Regions from separate parts of the Mus musculus genome. Here region 1 is linked to region 2. Evidence: chromatin contacts called from ENCODE Hi-C or POLR2A ChIA-PET data. All regions are on one chromosome and are shown on one strand. The core of a region is the stretch at or near the end of the contact, and the rest is flanking DNA. Distances in the headings are between cores, read along the strand shown. Region 1 holds the start of Agbl5 (ATP/GTP binding protein-like 5). Region 2 holds the start of Preb (prolactin regulatory element binding).

Region 1 (3,276 bases), core at 486-2,985, 71 kb before region 2:
CATGCCTTGAGAACTATAGGCAGATGAGTTTTGGTCACGGTAGCAACACGCTCCCCCCCGCCCCCCCCATCAGAATGAAATCTAAGTAAGATTTCAAACCACCTCTCTACCTAGCTGGGTGTTTCAGAACTGCGACTGGGGGAGGGTTCCTGGACCCAACCACTCCGCCAGTCAGAGCAGACTGCACAGAGGACCTGGGCGTTGAGTTTGTTCCTTTGTTTAAAAAAATGGGTGAGCTTTCTGTGAGCCAATAGAGGGCTGGCCCTGTGAGGAAGAGCAACAAATACGTGAGCCAGATAAGGGGTCAACCCATCACGGCAGAGAAGACACTTGGTTGGCAGTGAAGCCCAGGTGGGGCGGAAACCTTTCCCAGACCTCGACCATAAAAGCGAGGTTATAAGCGACTAGGGCAGGACCTGGGACTGCACCCAGCCAGTGGGCTCGGAGAGTAGGAGTCCGGGCCGCCGCTGCATCCCAGCGTCCAGGGCATAGGGGTCCCTCGCTCCCGTGGCTCGGTCTTCCCTTCTGGCCTGGGTCTCGGTGAATGGACCCCGACACTTCAGCTGACGGAGCGAATGTCTTTCGCATCATCAGAACAACATGCTTTATATACTTTCATCACGCCGAAAACCAAAGGAAACCTGGAGCAGAAGCAGCATTCGTAGTCCCAAACACCGAAACTAATGTCTGCTTAGCGAGAGGAAGGCCGCCCCAGCTTTAGCCTCAATCCGGCTCACGGCGAGCTCCTGCCGCAGGGTGCGAGCCTGCAAGCCCGCCTTTCTTCTGGCCCGGGATCCTTTAGTTTACGCAGAAACACATTAGGGAAAAAAAAAAAATCTTGGTAAGCATTAGAGGGAAAACTGCAGCAGCCCGACGCAGCGGGGCCTTCGATAGCTCAGTTGGTAGAGCGGAGGACTGTAGTCAGTACAATATGGTAATCCTTAGGTCGCTGGTTCGATTCCGGCTCGAAGGACTTCGTGCACTACTTTTAGTTTACCTACACCCTAGGTCAATTGCTCCGTGGGGGAAACGCTTACTTGAGGATAGGCAGTGTATTTTCCTGGCTACGTTGAAAACCCCTTGAGTACATATAGCAGTTAAGTAGTCGAAGTACAACGTACCTTGTTCGCATATTAGGTGTTAAAGCTATAGTGACATGTACTTCAAGAAAAGTCCTTATTGCTTATGTATGTATTACATGGCTCTGTTTCAAAATCTTGCTGAGGGCTCCATCCTACTTTATATTGTGAACTACATTAGAAAACTGAGTCTCAGGAAACCTTGTAAAGGTTACAGGAAGGTACAGCACTACAGCTGGGGGATTAGCTCAAATGGTAGAGCGCTCGCTTAGCATGCGAGAGGTAGCGGGATCGATGCCCGCATCCTCCACTTCCTTTTACACACCATCAGGCTCATGATCTGTTGTGTCCACGTTTCGTTACACAGTAGAGCTAGGAGCACGGTAAACAAAGATCGGCTTCACATGCTATTTTCTTATTCACAGGTAAGTCTTTTCCTGTTTCCTGCTCACTGCTCTGTCTTTCCCGCCTCGGGGAGGCGGGCCGTTAACCGCCTACAGAGAAGACGCCTAGTGAGCCGCACACGGCGGTGGCCCGCGGAAGCCCCCAAACGGCCCCCTCACAGGTACCTGCCAACGTGCACGGAACCCTGCGTGGCGACCAATGGCAGTGCGCTTTACTGGGCGGGTAGCCAGCTGCAGCTGCGGCCAATAGGCAAGAGACTTCTTGTTTCCTGGCAGAGTGGGGTCCCGGCACCGCGGCTCTCTGGTTTTGTGTGGGTCCCGGGTGGAGGGCCCGGGTGCCGGGGCCCGAGGTGCCGCCTCGCTAGCGGGAGAGGGAGCGGGAGCAGCGGCCCGGAGAGAGGTGAGGGGCTTCGCGTGGACTGCGGCCCCGCCGGCAGGCCCCGCCCCCTTCTCAGCCCGCTCTGCCGGAGCCCCCGTCGAATGCCACCCCGCCCCCCGGCCTGCCGCGGCCGGCCCGCCGACCCCGCCTTTGGTTGACTCCCTCTGCTCCTGTGGCCTCACCTCTGACCCCTAGGACCCGCCTTCCTGTCCGCCAGTGTACCTGTCTCGACCCCTCCCACGCTTCCAAACCCCACCCTGCCCTGGACAAGCCAGGCAGCGCGAGGGTCCTCGCGAATCGAGGAGCTGCCTGCTGCTTCCAAGCGGGACTCTACTGGCCCAGCCTTCCTAGGGGTGCTTAGGACGCCCGTTACCCACACCTTCGAGGGTAGCTTTTGCACGGGCTCGTGTCTACAGGGCGGGAGGATGGAAACAGACCCTAATTGGAACTGAGGTTCAGGGCAGGTGAGCAAGTGGCTTTGGCCGGGCATAGGCTACGTTTTCATAATAGGCGTAGTAGAGGAAGGGGGTGGTAGCAACGCTCTTCAAGGTCTCCGAGAAACGAGTATAATTACAGTCGGTGCTTGTGAAGACAAAAGAGGTAAAGAAAGGAAGCTACCATTTACACTTAGAAACTTGGTTCTTCTTGCTCCGGGCTGTCCAGTACAAAGCCAATATAGGAAATTTTAATATGGCCTCTCCCTCATAGAGTCAGTGGCAACCACCCGACCTCGAGTCTCTGCCTCTTAGGTTGTTAAAAAGCTTGAGAATCTAGCGTTTTCCAACTCAACTAAGGAAGCTAGTGAGCATTCGATTGGGGAACGGTGGTGATGTAGTAAAATAGGGTGTTTTTAGGTCGCTCATACTCCTTGGGTGTCCAGGGACAGAGTTGTGCTTTCTCTTGATCTTACTGAAAGGCTACTTCCAGGTTTTCTATGAATAAGAGCGTTTTGCTTCATAGAGTAGAAAAGACATTTCTCATTTATCCAGACATACCAAACACATTGTTTCATTTTCTGCCCTTCCTCCCTATCCCAACTTTGATTTTTTTTCCCCCCAGCTCTCAGGGCCTGTGTGGGGCAAGAGGATGCTTTCCCAGCCCCACCATGGAGCTGCGCTGTGGGGGATTGCTGTTCAGTTCTCGCTTTGATTCAGGGAACCTAGCCCATGTGGAAAAGGTGGAGACTGTGTCTAGTGATGGGGAAGGCGTAGGAGGGGTGGCAACAGCCCCCGCTAGTGGGTCTGCTGCTTCCCCTGACTACGAGTTCAACGTGTGGACCCGGCCTGACTGTGCTGAAACGGAATATGAAAATGGCAACAGGTATGAGGACTGCAGGGGGTGGGAAGGCCGAGTGCTTGGATGCATCCTATAGTCAGGCATTGACTTTGAGCACCAGCACAGTATCTCTTGTAAA
Region 2 (3,012 bases), core at 348-2,847:
CATGACCATCAGTTCCTCCAGTGGCAAGCAGGGTGTTATCATGGTTGAAGCACACAACTTTCTGCAGCGGTTCATTGCTGAAGTCTGTCTGTACTGCCTCCAAATTCTTTACTTTGAGTTCAACCCCTTCGGGGTGAACTTGTGCTCCCGATTTCTTCTCTGCTGGAGGAGCCCCCTTTCTCTGTCGAGGTCCCTGCTCCTTGGAACCTGCAACACAAACAATTTGCCAGGAACCAGATTCCTTTGTTGTTGTTTTTTAAGACAGGGATTTGCTAGGCACCCCAGGCTAGCCTTAAATATCCTCTTGCCTCCACTCCTAAGCTCTGAGACTACAGCTGTGCACCACCTCCCTCAGATGGACCTGAGCATCTGTATTAACTAACACCAGTCCTCTAGTGACCCAAGTACAGACTTCAATGTGACCACTGCCCCACACCTAATCTCTCGTTTTTGGAGACCAAGAATTAGAGCGACTTTTTCCAAAGCTCTTCACCTGACTTCTCCGCTTTACTGCCCTTCTGTTGATGGACCTGGAAACGAAGAAGCTGACACTGGGCATCCTGTCCGGCAGCAAGAATGTCACCAGCAAGCGCCAAATTCATGGTGGCCCGTGTCTCCGTGTCATGAGAGTGCAGCAAGGAAGCGCTCAGGCACCCGTTGATCAGCTCTAGCTGCAGAAAATGCTGTGAGGGAACCAAAGTGGGCAAAGGTCAGGCCAGCCCGGAAGTCACATTAAATCCTAGTCTCTCTCAGTTGTACTTTTGCTTCCCGCACCTCCAGCTCTTATTTTTTGTTTTTTTTTGTTTTTTTGTTTCTTTGGTTGTTGTTGCTGTTGCTTAGAGCTGTATTCTCTTACTGGAGCTTCTTAATTCATACAGCAAGCAGGGTTTAGATTACTAGGTCCAGTTTACAGAAAGAAAAGAATTCCGTCTCCAGCTGCTTGAAGATGGACAAGACAATGTGCCTTCCTGGAAAAGGCCAGCGTATGAGCCCTGGACCAGCTCTCGTAATCCGGCGTGGACAGTCCTGGATTCGCAGACCTGCACAGCTTTCAGTCTAATTTTGGCTGTCTCAACCACTCTGCTCAGGTGAAACCAGCACCCGAACGGCAATCCTGGGTGCTCCCGCTAGAAATGGGTAGGGACTAAATCAGGGGTACTGCTCACCTCTGCATCCCCCGGCCACCCTGGAATCTCCCTGGGCCACGGTATAACCTGTTCTCAGTGGCCCTGCGTTCTCACCACGCCATTCTTTATGCCGGTCTTGGCAGCTCCTCCTCCGCCCGCAGCGATGAGCAGCCCAGTCTTGGGGTCTATCCGAAGCGCGTACAACGGGAACGGGGCCCGGTACAGCTCCACACCCCGGCGCCGACCCATCCCGCCCGCACGTTCACCGCCAACCCCGCGGAACCCACGACATGCCGCGCCTCGCCTCCGAAAGCTCAGGAACTTGGCGCTAGAGTTTTCCGGAAGACTGCCGACCCCTCTCAGCACTGGACTTGCCACCACTCAAACCACCGCAAGCAGCCGATCTGCGCCCGCGCGGCCGACTGGGTCTTGCAGGCGTTCAGTGCGCACGCGCCGAGCTCCTGGGCTCTCTCTGCGCAAGCGCAAGACGCCAATCCGCGTCAGCACTAGCGGGACGCGCTGTCACGGAACCCTGGCGTCGGATCCGGGTCCTAGCCCCGAATGACGATGAAGCTGCCATCTTTGTGTGGGGCGTGGGAGGTGGGGCTAGAAGAGATTACTGAAGATCAGTAAATCGAATTAAAAAGTTCTCGGACTGGGACAGTCCCCACTTCAGGAGAGATACACAGCAGACTCGTACAAGCCGGGCCTTTGTGTGTTACTCCAGGGAGGAAATGGGTTCTCCCGGGTTGTGTGGAGGACAGACACTCCAAAACAGATTCACTGCTTCCTAATATCCTAATATGAAGAAATCAGTCCCCACTTTGAGAGCATCCTCCGCGGTTGATTGGACTCTTTCTTATGGCTTGACATCCACTTCTGGAACATCGAACTCATGGGACTGGCAAGACTTGAGACTAGGCACAAAAACCCACAAAATCCCAGATAAACCGGGCTATTTGGTTACCCTACTATTTAAGTGTTTTTGGAACATGTTCACATTATAGAGATGTAAGGACCATTATTTGAATATGGTTTATATTTTAGTATTTGATGTCTTTTGCGATTCATAATGAGCCCCAGTCAACCATACATGAATTTATACTACCATGGTGTCTTTTGGACCCATATGCAGCTGAACAAACCACGTGATTAGAAGAAGCCAATTTTAGGCCCATTTACTAGCCTTCAGGGAGGAGAGAGGAACTTGACACTGAATTCAGTCACCAGTGGCCAGTATGTGCCCATATGATGAAATATTTGTTTTTAAAACAACCCTAGACAATAGGGATCAATGAGCTCCTGGGTTGGTGGTCTCATGTAGGTGCTGGATGGATGGATGGTGTGCCCAGAGAGGGCAAGGAAGTACTGCATTCTTCACCCTTTATCCTCCATGTACCTTGCCCTACACATCTCTTCCCTTCTGCTAATTCTGAGTTCTATTCTTTATGCTAGAAGAGAAATCCTAAGGAAGATGGAAGTGAGCTCTGTGTGCTGTTCTGACAACTTACCAGACTGACAGAGGAAGTCACAGGGACTTCTGCTTCCCAGCCTGTTATTTAGAAGTACAGATAGATGGTCAGGACTCAAAGCTGGAGACACTGGAAACGATCCTTTAGGATCAGTCCCTTTGATTTATGGGATCTATCCAGTGTGAACACCTGTGGGTGGGTGGTGTTAGAAATTTCGTTCCATTGTTGGACAGATACCTAGTTGGTGTCTTAGAATTGGAGATGTGTCTGAAAACACTCCATATTTGGTTTCAGAGATGTCCTAAGAAGCAGAACTTCTCACTGTGTGAATGAAAAATGACTAGGCAAACTCCAGTTCACACTGGCCGCTTCTCTTATTTTATGTCAGTTCCTGTTTGTAAAACACTGTTGAG

What was found. Hi-C counts contacts between places; a loop is a spot of excess contacts on that map. ChIA-PET counts read pairs that join two places held with the same protein, here RNA polymerase II (POLR2A).
Region 1: POLR2A ChIA-PET joins it to region 2 with 27 read pairs in embryonic stem cell. The contact joins the promoter of Agbl5 here to the promoter of Preb in region 2. A Hi-C loop is called at or near these places in 1 of 37 maps with a recorded cell type or tissue (T-helper 2 cell). POLR2A ChIA-PET finds 5 or more read pairs at or near these places in 3 of 5 experiments (Patski and embryonic stem cell).

Annotation. Positions count from the first base shown.
Region 1 is chr5:30,887,199-30,890,474 of GRCm38, forward strand. Agbl5 (ATP/GTP binding protein-like 5) reads left to right here and starts at 1,736. Exons shown (of 16, transcript NM_001374737.1): 1 at 1,736-2,326; 2 at 2,922-3,182. The coding sequence starts at 2,968. Gm35795 (a long non-coding RNA gene) reads right to left here and starts at 1,757. Exons shown (of 2, transcript XR_376844.2): 1 at 1,649-1,757; 2 at 1-796. n-TYgta9 (a tRNA gene) reads left to right here and starts at 885; the gene lies at 885-973. It overlaps n-TAagc15 (a tRNA gene), which reads left to right and starts at 1,317; the gene lies at 1,317-1,389.
Region 2 is chr5:30,958,730-30,961,741 of GRCm38, forward strand. Preb (prolactin regulatory element binding) reads right to left here and starts at 1,598. Exons shown (of 9, transcript NM_016703.3): 1 at 1,242-1,598; 2 at 494-683; 3 at 1-207. The coding sequence starts at 1,376.